Linked DNA regions of Homo sapiens: regions 1 and 2 are each linked to region 3. A link is a loop called in an ENCODE intact Hi-C map of the cell type or tissue named here. Cell type or tissue: gastrocnemius medialis. All regions are shown on one strand. Links, peaks and the distances in the headings refer to the core of each region. The heading gives the core; the rest is flanking DNA.

Region 1 (4,661 bases), core at 1,416-3,915, 330 kb before region 3:
TAGCACTTTGAGAGGCTGAGGTGGGTAGATTGCCTGAGCTCAGAAGTTCGAGACCAGCCTGGGCAACATGGTGAGACACCATCTCCACTAAAAATACAAAAGATTAGCCAGGCATGGTAGTGTGTACCTGTAATCCCAGCTACTTGGGAGGCTGAGGCAGGAGAATAACTTGAACCTGAAAGGCGGAGGTTTCAGTGAGCCAGGATTGTGCCACTGTATTCCAGCCTGGTTGACAGAGACTCTGCCTCAAAACAAAACAAAACAGAATTGAAGGCAGACCTGCATTTATCTGCGATCTTCTTCCACAGATAAATGCAGTGTTGCTGAACCCAAGGATATCATAAATGCAGAGTGTGATTTGATGGTTTACATGTCTTCCCATGCTCAATTGCAACTGGTGGCATTTTCGTTTTTTAGTGAGAACCAAATAGGAAGTAGTTTGTGGAAGTCTTGTCAACAACTAGAATTATTTGATTCTTGATATATTCAGCAAAAATCTTTCACTTTTGAGGATGTAGCTTGCAAGACCCTTTGATTCCTAACAACAAATCTAACTCCACCTTCTCCCAGCTACTTCTCAGTGTCCAGTTCATTGGAGCTACAGAACGTTGACACTTCTATGTACCTTAGAAAAAATAGGTTAATGTTGACTCAAACATTCAGGGAAGTGTTCTCTGCCAGGGATATGATATGGTTTGGCTGTGCCCCCACCCAAATCTCATCTTGAATTGTAACTCCCATAAATCCCACGTGTTGTGGGAGGGAGCCTGTGGGAGGTAATTGAATCATGGGGACAGGTCTTTCTCATGCTATTCTCATGATAGTGAATATGTCTCATGAGATCTGATGGTTTTATAAAAAGGAGTTTCCCCGCACAACCTCTCTTGTCTTCTCTGTCACCATGTGAGATGTGCCTTTCACCTTCCATCATGATTGTAAGGCCTCCCCAGCCATGTGGAACTGTAAGTCTAATAAATCTCTTTCTTTTGTAAATTGCCCAGTCTCGGGTATGTCTTTATCAGCAGCATGAAAACAGACTAATACAAACAGTATACCTGATTGAATTGGAAAGTGAAGCTCCATGCTTACAGCTGGCTGGGACCACTCAGCTTTTGCTCAATCTGTGTTCCCACCACATGCTGGGTGCTGAACCAGGCACCAAAGTTACAATGGTGGGCAAGGAATCTTCTGTGTCCTAAGTGGTCACCAACTAGTGGGAGTGAAAGCAGGTAAATGGACAGTTTCTCTACCTGTACTATAGGTAAACTCAAAATTGGGAAGAGTACCAGTGGTCATGGGCAACTTCTCTACCTGTACTCCAGGTAAGTCTAGGATATTGGGGACATACTAGCGTTGGTGACAGCTGGACATCTTGGGTGTGTTGGTGAGCAGGATTTCCCAAGAAGAAACACCTGACTTGGGTCCAAAAATAGATGAGGAGAATTTAGATTTGAAATGTACTAGGCAGGGAGAAAGAGAATTTTCTAGCTGGAAGGAGCAGCCCGTTCTGAGGCCTGGATATGTGAGTGAGAGAATGGTGCATGTGGGGGTTCAGGTGGCTCCATGAGACAGGATTGGGGAGTGTGGAGGCAGGGATTGGCAGGAAGATAGAGAGGGACATGGAGGCCAGGAAGCTTTGACTGTTATGGGAAGGTATATGGACATTTTTTTCTGTAGGCAGGAAGGAACCCTTGCGGTCTGTTAAACAGGGAGAAAACATGACCATATATACTACTTGAGTAACCTCACTCTTAGTTTTAGTAGAATCATCCACTGACAGGAGAGCAAGACTGGATGCAGGAATCCCAGCCAGGAGGGTGGCTACCAACATGGCTACACCTGGAATTGCTGGGGAGCTGCACAAAGTACGGATGCCTCTGTTTTACCCACAGAGACTCTGATGTAATTGGTCTGGGATGTAGCCTGGGCTTTGGAATTTTTAAAAGCTTCCCAGGGGATTCTCATATACAGCCAAGCCTGAGAACCACTGATGTAAGAGAGGCAGAAATGAAGATACTGAAGGACTGTTAGGCTGGCTGGGCTTGGGCAGGACCGTACTCCAGTGCTTCCTTTAGAAAGAAATTTCTCTTCTTTTAGAAGCAGTTGGCAGGTCCAGTCTGGAACTTGATGATCAACTGCAAGTGGGGTCACAAGTGACTGTGAGGTGACCTGTGAGCCTATGAGTTTCATCAGTACAAAGCGCGAGACTTTCATTGATGGGAATTAACAGAATCTCAAGAATGAATTGGTCAGTGACAACTGGGGTTGGTGGAGTGGGGAAGGAAACACATAATATACTTAGAATATATGTTATTTCTGAATTAGCATATGTACATATAACCACTTATACATTTTGTCTAAATTTGGCTTTAATTTTCTTCTTCAAATTGATTGAGATTGGACAGAAACACTTTAAATAAACGACATTGCAAATTTTATATTTAGCCTGCCCAAACTATGGGTAATTTGTGAACAACCAAAACAACAACAACCAAAAAGCAGCGTTTATTTTAAACTTCAAAAAGGATTTATTCAGTTTCTTTCTTTTGTTTTTCCATGCATTGTTTCTCACAGAAAGCACAATACCACACCGCACACTCCACATTTCCCCCGTTTCTATTTAGCCCTTCTAAGAATTGCTCAGCCCGAGAACACTGAGAACATTTGGGCACGTCCAAATACCATGGACTTAACCCCTCCGTGCACAGAAAGGCTCACTGGCTTCTTAGCAGTAGCTTTGCTGGGAGCTGCGGTATTCCAACAGCCCCTAGTGTCGGCTGGGATGATGTGACTTGGGGGTTAAATGCAGTTTGCAGTTTCAAAAAAGAAAAGCATGATTTGTTGAAAGAGGCTCCTGAAGAAGAACATGTGAGTAAGAGTTTGCAACATCTGAGAAGGTGGGAGTGCATGCTCAGGGACTCTCAAACACTCGGATTTGGGCCTGAAATCAGGAGGAAGACTCTACTGGGGTTTCTATGACTCTTGTCAACGTATAAGCCTTCCTGTTGAAATCCCTGACAGTACTTTTGACAGCATGTTATTATCTTACAATAAAATCTGTCCCCAACCCCCTAGTCCTGCTGCCTCCTCTAGTTTCTAAGAAGGTGTGGAACAGTTAACTGTAGGGGGATGGATAGTTAAAAAGCAGATTCTAGAAGTTCCTGGTGACTTGACTCTTTCATGGGCTAGGTTGAGATAAAACTCTCTAATTTTGTTTTCATTTTCACTGGAGTTGAAGTAACAACAGCAAGAGAACGCCTCCAGGTTTACAGTTGTATGGCTTATTGTGTATATATCCTATAAAACCGAAAACCATATGGAGAATTCTGCTTTCTTGGCTTTTTGTGTGTGTGTACCAGGAAGTAGTAAAATGTTTTGAGATGCTGTTAAGTCCTTAAGTTACAAAATCAAGATTCCACCTTAAAAATTTTCCATACTATAGTTTGTTGCATAGCCTGGGGTGCTGACTGCTTGCCAAATATCTATCAGAGAGTGATTTATGATATATGATACGGTCCCCAGCCCAAGTGGAGACTGCGTAGTTGAAACATGAGAAAGGGGAGGCCTTGCTCTCTGGAAACCATGATGACTGGTTTCTGTTTGGCTTTTCCGAGAGAACATACAGTACAAAACGTGCCACATTTTACAGCAGTAAAACTTCTGTAAGAAACAAAACACGGTTCAGCTAGAAAGACTTAATTTCTCTTTGCCATTTGTTAACTGATGATTGTTTTCACTCCGAGTGGCTGTTGTTCTTTTTCCTCCATTTCCCCTCCCTGGCCCCGCCGCCGCCACCCCCCCCCCCCCGCTGCTGCTCATCTACCGAGCTCTGAAATAGAATCAAACAGCTCTGTTCTGGTAATTAAAATATTTAAAAATGAAATCTCCACTCCATGTTTTCAATATTTCGCGTGCGTTCCATTTTACTATGACTAAGAATGTATTGTGATTTCTGGTGTTTTCTGTTCTGCAAATGTTTCCTTTGCAGCTGCGAAGAAGTCTATCTCCCATATGGCTTTTAGGACACTTTGCAGTATGCTCAGATCAAGCAATATGGACCTGAAAAGGAAAAGAAAAAAAAAAGAAAGCAACCAGTCTCCTTCATATGAAAATCTCTGTGGCATTCTGGGTAACTGCAATACAAAGAATAGTGTGATGGTTTGGCTTTCAAAGATACTGTTAGTGGCATTTCTACAGGTTGTTTTGATTGTCTGTGAATGCTGAGAGGTTTTTTTTGGTGTAAATGTTTATTGCTTTTTTCTAAATATAAAATAAGTCTATGTTCACTGAAGAAAATTTGGTAAGTGCAGGAGAGTACATGGAAGACAATGTACAATAACCCCGTTTGGTTTTCCAAATTGTTTTATATCCTTATTTTGTTCAGTGTCACCACATTTTTTTTTTTTTTAATGAGATAGAGTCTTGCTCTGTCGCCCAGGCTGGAGTACAGTTGTGCAATCTGGGATCACTGCAGCCTCCACCTCCCGGGTTCAAGCAATTCTTCTGCCTCAGCCTCCCGTGTAGCTGGGATTACAGGCACCTGCCACCGCGCCCAGCTAATTTTTGTACTTTTAGTAGAGATGGGATTTCACTATGTTGGCCAGGCTGGTCTTGAACTCCTGACCTCGTGATCCACCCTCCTCGGCCTCCCAAAGTGTTGG
Region 2 (4,661 bases), core at 1,416-3,915, 140 kb before region 3:
GTGCTCTTGGCACTTTTGTATCTGTTTTTATGCCAGTATGATGCTGTTTTGATTATTATAGTTTTGCAATATATTCTAAAGTTAGGTGGTATGAGGCCTCTGGCTTTATTCTTTTTGCTTAAGACTGCTTTGGATATTCAAAGTTTTTGGTGGTTACATACAATTTTAGGATTTTTTTTTCTATTTCTGTGAAACTATTATGAGTATTTGGATAGACATTACATTGAACCTGTACATTGCTTTGGGTAGTATGGATATTTTAACAATATTAATTCTTCCAACCCATGAACATGGGATATTTTTTCATTAATTTGTGTCTTCTTTGATTTCTTTCATCAACGTTTTACTGTTTTCAGCATACAAATCTTTCACCTCCTTGGTTAAATTTACTTCTAGATGTTTTATTTTTATTTTACTTGACGCCATTCTGAATGGGATTGTTTTCTTAATTTCTTTTTCAGGTAGCTCATTGTTAGTATATAGAAATGCTACTGATTTTCGTATATTGGTTTTGTATCCTGCAGTTTTCCTGAATCTACTTACCAATTCTAACAGTTTTTTTTTTGTTTTCTGGTGGAATCTTTAGAGTTTTCCATGTATAATATCATGACATCAGCAAACAGTGACAATTTCCCTTCTCCCTTTCCTACTTGGATGCTGTTTATCTGTCTATTTATCTGGCCTAATTGTTCTGGCTATGGGCACATAGATATTTTGATTAGCCCCAAAATTCACAGATTTCCAAAGGAGTAGAGTTTGAGTGGTGAAGCTGATTCTTTCACTGGTATTTTCATATTTTGCATGCGATGGAGACTTTCATATTATTATTTGTCATCTGAGATATGACAAACCATGAGGGTGTGGTATGAACAATATGGAGTACTGAAATGCATTAAAAAACTAGAGCGGATTGATGGTTGCAGTTCCACAAGATCATTTTGGGTGATTTGTGGAATGGCAAATGGAAATTATGCCACCTCAGTGCTTGGTTCCCAGGCTAGGGAAAGCCTGTCATAGTTGGTATTCACATTACTTTCAAAGTTGAAACTTCAGTGCTAAGCAAATTTTGGATTAAAATAAGATATTAGTGGGCAGAAGAAAATATGTCATTCACTGGGCACTTACTAAGTGCCAGACATTGCTCTAGGGCTTCAAGGTCCAATGCAGTAGCCACTAGATACATGTGGATATTAGGCACTTAAAAGGGGGCTAGTGTGGCTGAGGAACTGACTTTTAAATTTTGTTTAATCTTGATTATTTTAAATTTAAAACACTGATACTTGGTTCAGTTTTTGGAAAACTTTAAGTACTTTTGGAACAACCTGGGTATGTGAATCTGTTTTTTCAACTGAAAATCTTAAGAAATCTAAATATAGATCAAGCATTTCCTATGAAAATTTAGTGTCCAAATTAAGGTGTATTGTAAGTGTGAAATACACACTGGCTTTTGAAGACTTCATAGAAAAAAAATGAATGTAAAATATTTCATTAACATAAGCTTTTCTACTGATTGGGTTTTGATATGATAATATTTTGAATATATTGGATTAAAGAAAATATGTTGTTATAATTAATTTTCCCAGTTTCTTTTTGCCTTTTTAAAATGTGGCTACTAGAAAATGACATATGTGGCTTGCGTGATATTTCTATTGGACAGTTTCTTTCTAGGGGCTTTGACATATGCCATTTTACCAAATCATTAAAATAACCCAGTATGGTAGGCACTACTGTTCCCATTACTATAGGAAAGGCAATTGAGTGAGGCTCAGAAAAGTTATTTAAGTCTCTCAGGTGTTACATTTCTTATAGAGCAAAGCCAGGATTCAAAGCCAGGTTTGGATAGCCCCACTTCTTCTTTGTTTCTACTCTGTTGTGTTGTTCCTGGTTGCTTTCTTTTAGGAAAGCCATGAAGAGCTTGCAGTTCTGTCTTGATTCTTCGTAATAAATAAGACCTGATGAACCTATTTATGAACAGGAGGCAGTTTGAAACAAAAATTACCTTCTCTTCAAATGGTAACTGGAAGAATATTTGAATTCTTGCAAAACGAATGAACAAAACCCATTTACATGAACAGAGTTTTACAAATTAACACAAAAACATATTTGAAACATTAGAGAGCAATTTGCCTAGCCAATGGGCACTGATTATTTAGTTTAATATCTTGGGTTGGGTTTCTTTGTTTTGGTTTTTTTTTTTAGAGAATTTGAAATTGTGGGACCATTCCGAGATCTAACATCTCTGATGATGATGATGATGATGATTCTTCTTCTTCCTTTTTAAAAATAATACAAGTAAGGTTTCCTTTACAAAGATGGTGTTGATTCCACATTAGAAATTCTCAGTATTGCATTTGTTATATTAATAGCTTTCAATATATAATCATTACAAAGAATGCAGAGACATGCCCATTTTTTTGATGTGATTAATTAAAAAATAAGCTTCCTCTCCTTTCTACTTTGTCACTTTTTCCATGTAGCAGGAGTTAAGGAAGGACAAAGCTTTCCTCTATCACTTGCACAATTGGTGATGTTAAAATGGCATAGACTTGATTTGAGAGGGACTATACCCTAAATTGAAGGAAGGAAGCTAACTGTTCTCTGAAGATTCCCAAGCTCACTGACCCAGTGAGGGAAAAATGTGTTCACAGAGAGTGAGACAACTATGCAGCAAATCATCTCTTCCAGGGTGTTGGGAGCCAGCTACAAAACTTGAAAACAGACTCATCTGTTCTGCACCTGCCTGAGTACTGGCGTTTCCTGGACTAGTTAACTTGCCTTGATCATGGCAGGATTAGGCAGGCTCAGAACTTCAGTGACACTTCCCTTTGAGGAAATGTCATACGACCTATGACAAAAACCAAAAACAGGTGACTCTAGGGCAACAGGTCCTCCTCTGCCTGGAAGGTTTGCTTGTCAGCCTCCTGATGTCACCTCTCTTGGCTATATTCTCCATACCATCACCCAGGGTATAGGAGAGAAGGTGTTCTTGCCAAGACCACATGATTGGCATTCTCTGCCTTGGCCCTTTTATCTTTCCCCAGTGCTGGCCCTCCCTCACCCTGCCCTTGCACTCAGCAGAGCAGAAGTCTGCTTGAGAGCCTTGCTATTTTTACTTCTCTGTGAGGGGATCTCAGGTTACAAATTATATACCGATGAGGTAAGTTACAGGTATGTAGACTCCTGTTTCTAATTTAGCTTGGCACTGGTTTTGAACGTTAAACAGTCTCTCAGTCCAGCTCTCCCTGCTTCCACTCTCCTCCCATCTTTGGCATCACGTTCCATCCTGATTCTGAGGGTTGCTTTCCTTTCCTGCTGGATCTCCCAACGTTCGGGCTGCTTGCAGAGAGGAATCAGGGGAGTTTAGTTTTGCACAGGGTAAAGTTCTATGCTTATTCCCCAAAAACTTGGCAGTGGCAATGCTATTTAAACACACAGGCCCCCAATAGATGAATATTTGTAAGATATTTTAGAGGCTTTCAATCGCTTTCACACATATTGTCACAGTTAAGTCTTGCCTGAAAAGACTGGAATCACTGCAATTACCTGTAATTTGCAGATGAGAAAATTAGGGCTCAAAGAGGTTAATGATTTGACTAAGAGTCCATGGCCAAGATGAAGTTCAGAAGCGATGGATACATAAGGAACAAACTTCTGGTGGAAGGTCCTTTCCTCCAACCTCAGGAGTCTGGAAAAGTGGAATCCTTCCCTCCTTCTTCCTTTTCTTTCTTCCTTTTTTTCTTCTTCCCTCCCTCCTCCTTTCTCTCCCTCCTTCCTGCTCTCCCTCCTTCCCTGTCTTTCTCCCTCTTTCCTTGTTTCTGTCTTTTCCTTCTGTCTTTTTTCTTTATCTGGGTCTAGACTAATCTCTCAGGTTTTAGGTTAAAATGGCTCTTCCTGAAGCCACCCGTGTGACAAGCACACCCTGTGCTTTCTGCATTGTCTTATGAATTTGAAATTTAATATGAATTTAGTTGGAATAGACATGTTAGAGAAAAGGTGACATCAACATTAGATTAAAACACTAAACAGGGTTTTTTTTTTTTTTTGAGACGGAGTCTCGCTCTGTCGCCCAGGCTGGAGTGCAGTGGCGCGATCTCGGCTCACTGCAAGCTCCGCCTCCCGGGTTCACGCCATTCTCCTGCCTCAGCCTCCCAAGTAGCTGGGACTACAGGCGCCCGCTACCACGCCCGGCTAATTTTTTGTATTTTTAGTAGAGACGGGGTTTCACCGTGTTAGCCAGGATGGTGTCGATCTCCTGACCTCGTGATCCGCCCGCCTCGGCCTCCCAAAGTGTGGGATTACAGGCGTGAGCCACCGCGCCCGGCCTAAACAGGGGTTTTTAAGCATCAGAATGCAAATGCCTGCTTATTTCTGTTTCTTAAAAACTTAACATGTCCACAAACACAATTAGCATTTAAGCAATATTTTCATGTTAGCTTCAATAACACATTGTGGGACTTCAAAGTGCTTAAATGGCATTCTACCTATCATTAAGGTGTTTACAATAAATAGAAGAAATATTACAGATAATTTTGAAAATAAAGCAAAACTATTCCCAATCCGATTTTTGCTATTTTCTCAGCAACTCAGAAAAATTCCTAGGTAGGGAGAAATGGCTTTAATTTGCATATCTAATTTCAAATTGTGGCCATTGTATTTTCATT
Region 3 (4,661 bases), core at 1,240-3,739:
ACTTCAACCCATAAAAAGCATTCCAAATTCTTTTATGATTTATTTCCTTTTTTGAAAAGCTTCAACAGCATTTGCTATTTCCAAAGAATGCATTATCTCCAACCCGTTCCTTCATATTCTGGAACTAACATTTATACACTCATCTGCCCTCCTTCGACCCCATTTCCTTACTCTGTAAATTCTCATCCTTATATTTACTTAAAAAGTGAATGTTCTTCCCAGTGCTCTAACTTGCAGGTCAGCAACTGGGGTAAGTAAACTTAGGACCAGACCTCCCATCACAATCATATTCAAGACCCATGATCATCTTCAGGATCATCTTTTGTCTTACTGCATCCCATTCTGCTTAATTTTTTTAATGTAAGACATACCTGCATTGTTACAAAACAGTGGGGAAGCCAGGTAAAGTAACCTCATAAGAGTTATTCTCTTCTCCTGTGCTTGCTGTCTGGGTAAGAGCAGGGCATTTTTGCCCTGGATGTGAGTCAGCAGTATTACCATATAAGCAGAGTCGTGCAAAGGGTGCTTTCAGTTCCCTTTCCATGTGGGCTCAGGAACTTATGTTTCTTGGCATATAATGGAGGAATAGTCTGATTCATTATTTCCCCAAAGATAAAGCCATTGTTGAGAACCTTGGGATGGGCCAACTTGCCTTCTGCTGTATACAGGGAAGTTTACCCCCCAGGTTATTTACAATGAGTTATAAAATCAAATATTCAGAATCTTCTTCCTAGTAAATCATCACACATATATTTGCACGCTATTCTACATACACTTGTATAATAAACTAGGTAGTTTTACAAAATCATCCAAGATTCCTAACTTAAGGGAGGTAAAACAATTAATGAGACAATTGTGTTCAATTTTACTACGTGGTTGGAGCCAAAGAAATACATGGCACAACCAAGAGACCTGTCCAACAGTGGGCCAGTTCTTCTAGGCTGGTTTTGCTTACTCCTTCTATGGGCATTTGTTATAGACTTGGAGTAAAAAGTTCTTAAGATGAATAACAGTAGCAGTAGTTACGTCTGTTTCAATATCTACATGTATGTGTTATTTACGCAGGCACTCTTTCTCAGCTCTAATTTCATTACCTGTAACTTAATTGCATTTATTTCTAATATTTTTTTCTATAATACAGAATTCAAATCCTAGCTTTACTACTTCTTAGATATGTGACATTGGCAAATAATTTAGATTTCCAAGCCTCAGTTTCCTTATCTATAAGTTGGAGATAATGCCTCATGGAGTTCTTATGAGGATTAAAATACGAAAGAAAGTGTCTGACAGGGAGTAGGTGCTCAAAAATTGCTGATTTTCTTCTTTTTCTACCTCTTACTGCACCCCATTCTGCTTAATTTTTTTTTATGTAAGACATACCTCCGTGGTTTCAAAACATCTGGCTGAAGGGTGAAAATGAACACAATCACCCAGGTGTTTGGCCTGCATGATGACAGATATCAAACACTTAGAACCATCTGGGTGATTGGCATATTTTCTTTTTCACTTTTATCCAGATGTATGTGGATATAGCCTTGGCCAAAAGGAAAAAAATCACCAGAGTTTTTCTTAAATCCTAAATTAATACTTTTTCTAAAAAATACTATTATTTGAATATCATTCATTTATTTCTTTTGAAAGTTTTCTTGTTCAAGATGCTTTTGAAATAAGATTGTTGCTTAATTTCATTTCCTGTAACCTAGGAATTTTTAAAAAAGAAGGAAATGACTCCATAGATTTCAAACCCCTGTGTTTCTATTCAAGATAATTAAGGACAAGAAACACTAAGTGGTGATTTCAAGACACAGAGTTAGATAGAAGCAGAGCTGGGACAAAAATTGTTGCTTGACATTAAGCTGAAGACACCTGTTCACTACTGCCTATCTTTTTTGCATCTATGTCACATGCATTTTTACAAATATGCACAAAGAACCACATACAACTAACTTTTATACACATAGGACACAAAGATAATTCTAATTTTCTTCCTGACAGTCATATTACTGTAACACAACTTTTTTTCCAAATATTTTTTGAAACTTGCTAGTAAGCCCAAGAGAATAAACCAGGCTTCACTGTACTCAGTCACACGTGCATCCAGTAACTGCACTCTGACATCTGCCATGCAGGGCATTGCTTAAATAGATGTCGTACTGAGATCTGGTATCCCGTGAGCAGCTGATGCAATTCTCCTCAGTCACAGGGATGAAGCTTGGATAACATTGCTGGCTCTGAGAAATCCCCAAGTCACAAAGAAATGATTCCATTGACCTAGCGGCTTTGCACTCCCAATACAACATGTTCTTCAGCAGCTTCCCAAGGGAGAAAATAACGTGAGAGTTTTTAAGAGTGCTGAAAGCTTCCCCTCTAATCAGCCTGTGTGGATTCTGCTAGCATTCCAAGGCGTCTCAGACAATCCCTGGAAAACTTTGGGGACTCAGTGAGGTTTTCTAAACATTTTTTCTGCCTGAAGATACTAAAGATAAGCAGCTTCACATAATTACATTGTTATTTCAACACGAACACAACTTATCGACTGCCATTTCAGTCTCAAAACAACTGTACATCTCAAAGAAGCCCTCCCTTATAAATTCTCAACCCAACAGGGTATTGCTTTTGTCCAATTATTTTTTAGGGTTGGGGGAAATCAGAAGACTAGCATATCTTAAAGCATTTACTTTAAAAACCTCTGTTCTGCTTAATTCATGTCTAAAAGCTGAAGTGGATGGCTGGCCTCGGGTGAAGGAAGAACATTCCTGATGAATGGACTTGTCAGTCATGTGACCAGCTGCAAAACAGTCTGGAATACAGAGATTATCAGCAGTCAAAGGTTATAGTGGATGACTGTGCTGCAGCAATTGCTAGGATCCTAAGTCACTAAGACAGGAACCTGACTACCAGCGTTGGCTAAGCTGGAAATAGCCCACATTTGCAGTCTAACCAGTGGTATTATGAAGTCAGTTTGTAGCCAAATGTTAAATTTCAGGAATGTTGCAAACCCACCGATGTTACCTTGGTAGCTTAAAATTTACACCATAGTTATTGGCACATGCTACAAAGAAGGGCTTTTGATTCCTGGAAAGCTGGTTGTTAAACCTTTATTAGCACATCACTGAGCCAAACAAACCTGACTTAAAATCCCATCTTTGCCACCTGTGACAGATCAACTTGCAAAGGCAGCAGTCCTCTGAGACTTAGTGCTGTGGTCTCTAAATTAGGAAGGATAATAATACCTATTTCAAAATATTATTGTGTGATTAAATCAAGCATTGTGCTTAACCAAGTTTAGTGCTCATCAGATGTATTATTCATTTAATAAATATTAATAGAATACATATTTTATGCTGGAAACTGTGATTGGTGCTAGAGACACAAGGGTGAATAGACTGGCAAAGACCTCAAAGTAGACAGGTAGCACAGATAGATCAAATACTAATTACAATGTAGTATGAAAGTGCTGCAGTATGAGGTGGAAATGGTCACAATTGGAAGAGAGAGGGAGGAGCCATCATTGTTAATATTCCTTTTAAAGAGTTACAGTAGTCTGTGATGAGTGAGGAATATTTGACCAGCCATTTCTAGACATGATGAATCATGGATCTTTTTAGATTCAGAAATGTAGAGATCAGGGCTTCTGGAAATATGTGGAAAGTAAGGCAACATTTTAGCATTAGAGAAATATCTACTTGTAGATTGTGATTATAGGAGCATAGCTCTCTATCCCAAAATTTAGTCTTCATTGCCTGCTATTCAACCATTACAGTAAATTCCTTGGGTCTAAAAGTTGTTGTCCATTGAAATTGCCCTCTAAAAGGCAATATAGTTTCCGAAAGGCATACGCCCTACTGCATTATTTTGGAAAAACCTGTAATTAACAGGGATGGGCAAAGAAGTTAACATTCCTTCAGAGTTAGCTATGATCAAGGCATTTTACACTGCTATCTTATGTCATCAAAACAACATTACTAAAAAATAGATACTGTTATCTCCATTCTGCTGAAGATAAACTGATACTCAGACAGTCTAAGTTATGAGCCCAAGGTGGAGCTGTGATCCAAACTTAAGTTGGCTAAATTATGAGCATTAAATTGATGTTAATATTTAATTATAATACACTTACAAGGTCCTATCATGAACTTTATTTTATAAATGAGAAATTTAGGGAACAGAGCTTAGTAAGTTTCCAATAAGAGGCAAAGTTGGGTTCAAATCTACAACTTTTCTCATCAATACCATACTGCATGTTTCAGTTACCACTTTAGCAAGGGACAGTTAACAATCTAATGAGTATAAGAATCCTTTCTATAGGATGAACTCCTCAAAAGAGACATTGATAGCTAGGGGTTAGAATGAGAGACTAGAAGAGAGGAAAGGGGTCTGGGGGATAAGAAGGCTTCAAAGACAACTTAGTCCTGTCCCAGTATTGGCTGAAGGATAGTGATCATAGAGAGGTAATTTTTATTCTCTATGAAAATCCATGGAGACATGTGAGGCCCAAAGAGAGATGAAAGTATCTGGGTGAGGACTGTTCATTGCAGGACCTTCAATGTGGAAGACTCGCCTACAATAATAGAGAAGAGTTCAGGTAGGCTTTGCATGAGCTGTGGTAGGATCCACACATTTTATGTGGCATTTTAAAAGCATCATCTTTTTACAGTTTC

Evidence for each region. A loop is a pair of places that touch in the nucleus more often than their neighbours do. Peaks named below come from ENCODE experiments on the same cell type or tissue, not always from the same donor. Only the 100,000 strongest peaks of a DNase experiment are listed, where the experiment ranks them.
Region 1: a loop joins it to region 3, with 3 times the contacts of the local background. A loop is called at or near these places in 3 of 110 quality-filtered maps.
Region 2: a loop joins it to region 3, with 4 times the contacts of the local background. A loop is called at or near these places in 4 of 110 quality-filtered maps.

Annotation. Positions count from the first base shown.
Region 1 is chr9:14,029,351-14,034,011 of GRCh38, reverse strand. No RefSeq gene overlaps it. Among named protein-coding and RNA genes, the nearest start is that of LINC00583, 100 kb to the right of the region's middle. In gastrocnemius medialis, for the core only: no CTCF peak of the experiment used is centred there; DNase peaks (open chromatin) are centred at 2,671 and 3,551; H3K4me3 peaks cover 1,428 bases; H3K27ac peaks cover 2,500 bases.
Region 2 is chr9:13,840,451-13,845,111 of GRCh38, reverse strand. The region is part of intron 7 of LOC101929507 (a long non-coding RNA gene); the gene reads left to right. Among named protein-coding and RNA genes, the nearest start is that of LINC00583, 85 kb to the left of the region's middle. In gastrocnemius medialis, for the core only: no CTCF peak of the experiment used is centred there; a DNase peak (open chromatin) is centred at 2,901; H3K27ac peaks cover 1,244 bases.
Region 3 is chr9:13,703,719-13,708,379 of GRCh38, reverse strand. No RefSeq gene overlaps it. Among named protein-coding and RNA genes, the nearest start is that of LINC00583, 220 kb to the left of the region's middle. In gastrocnemius medialis, for the core only: no CTCF peak of the experiment used is centred there; DNase peaks (open chromatin) are centred at 2,179 and 2,819; H3K27ac peaks cover 1,747 bases.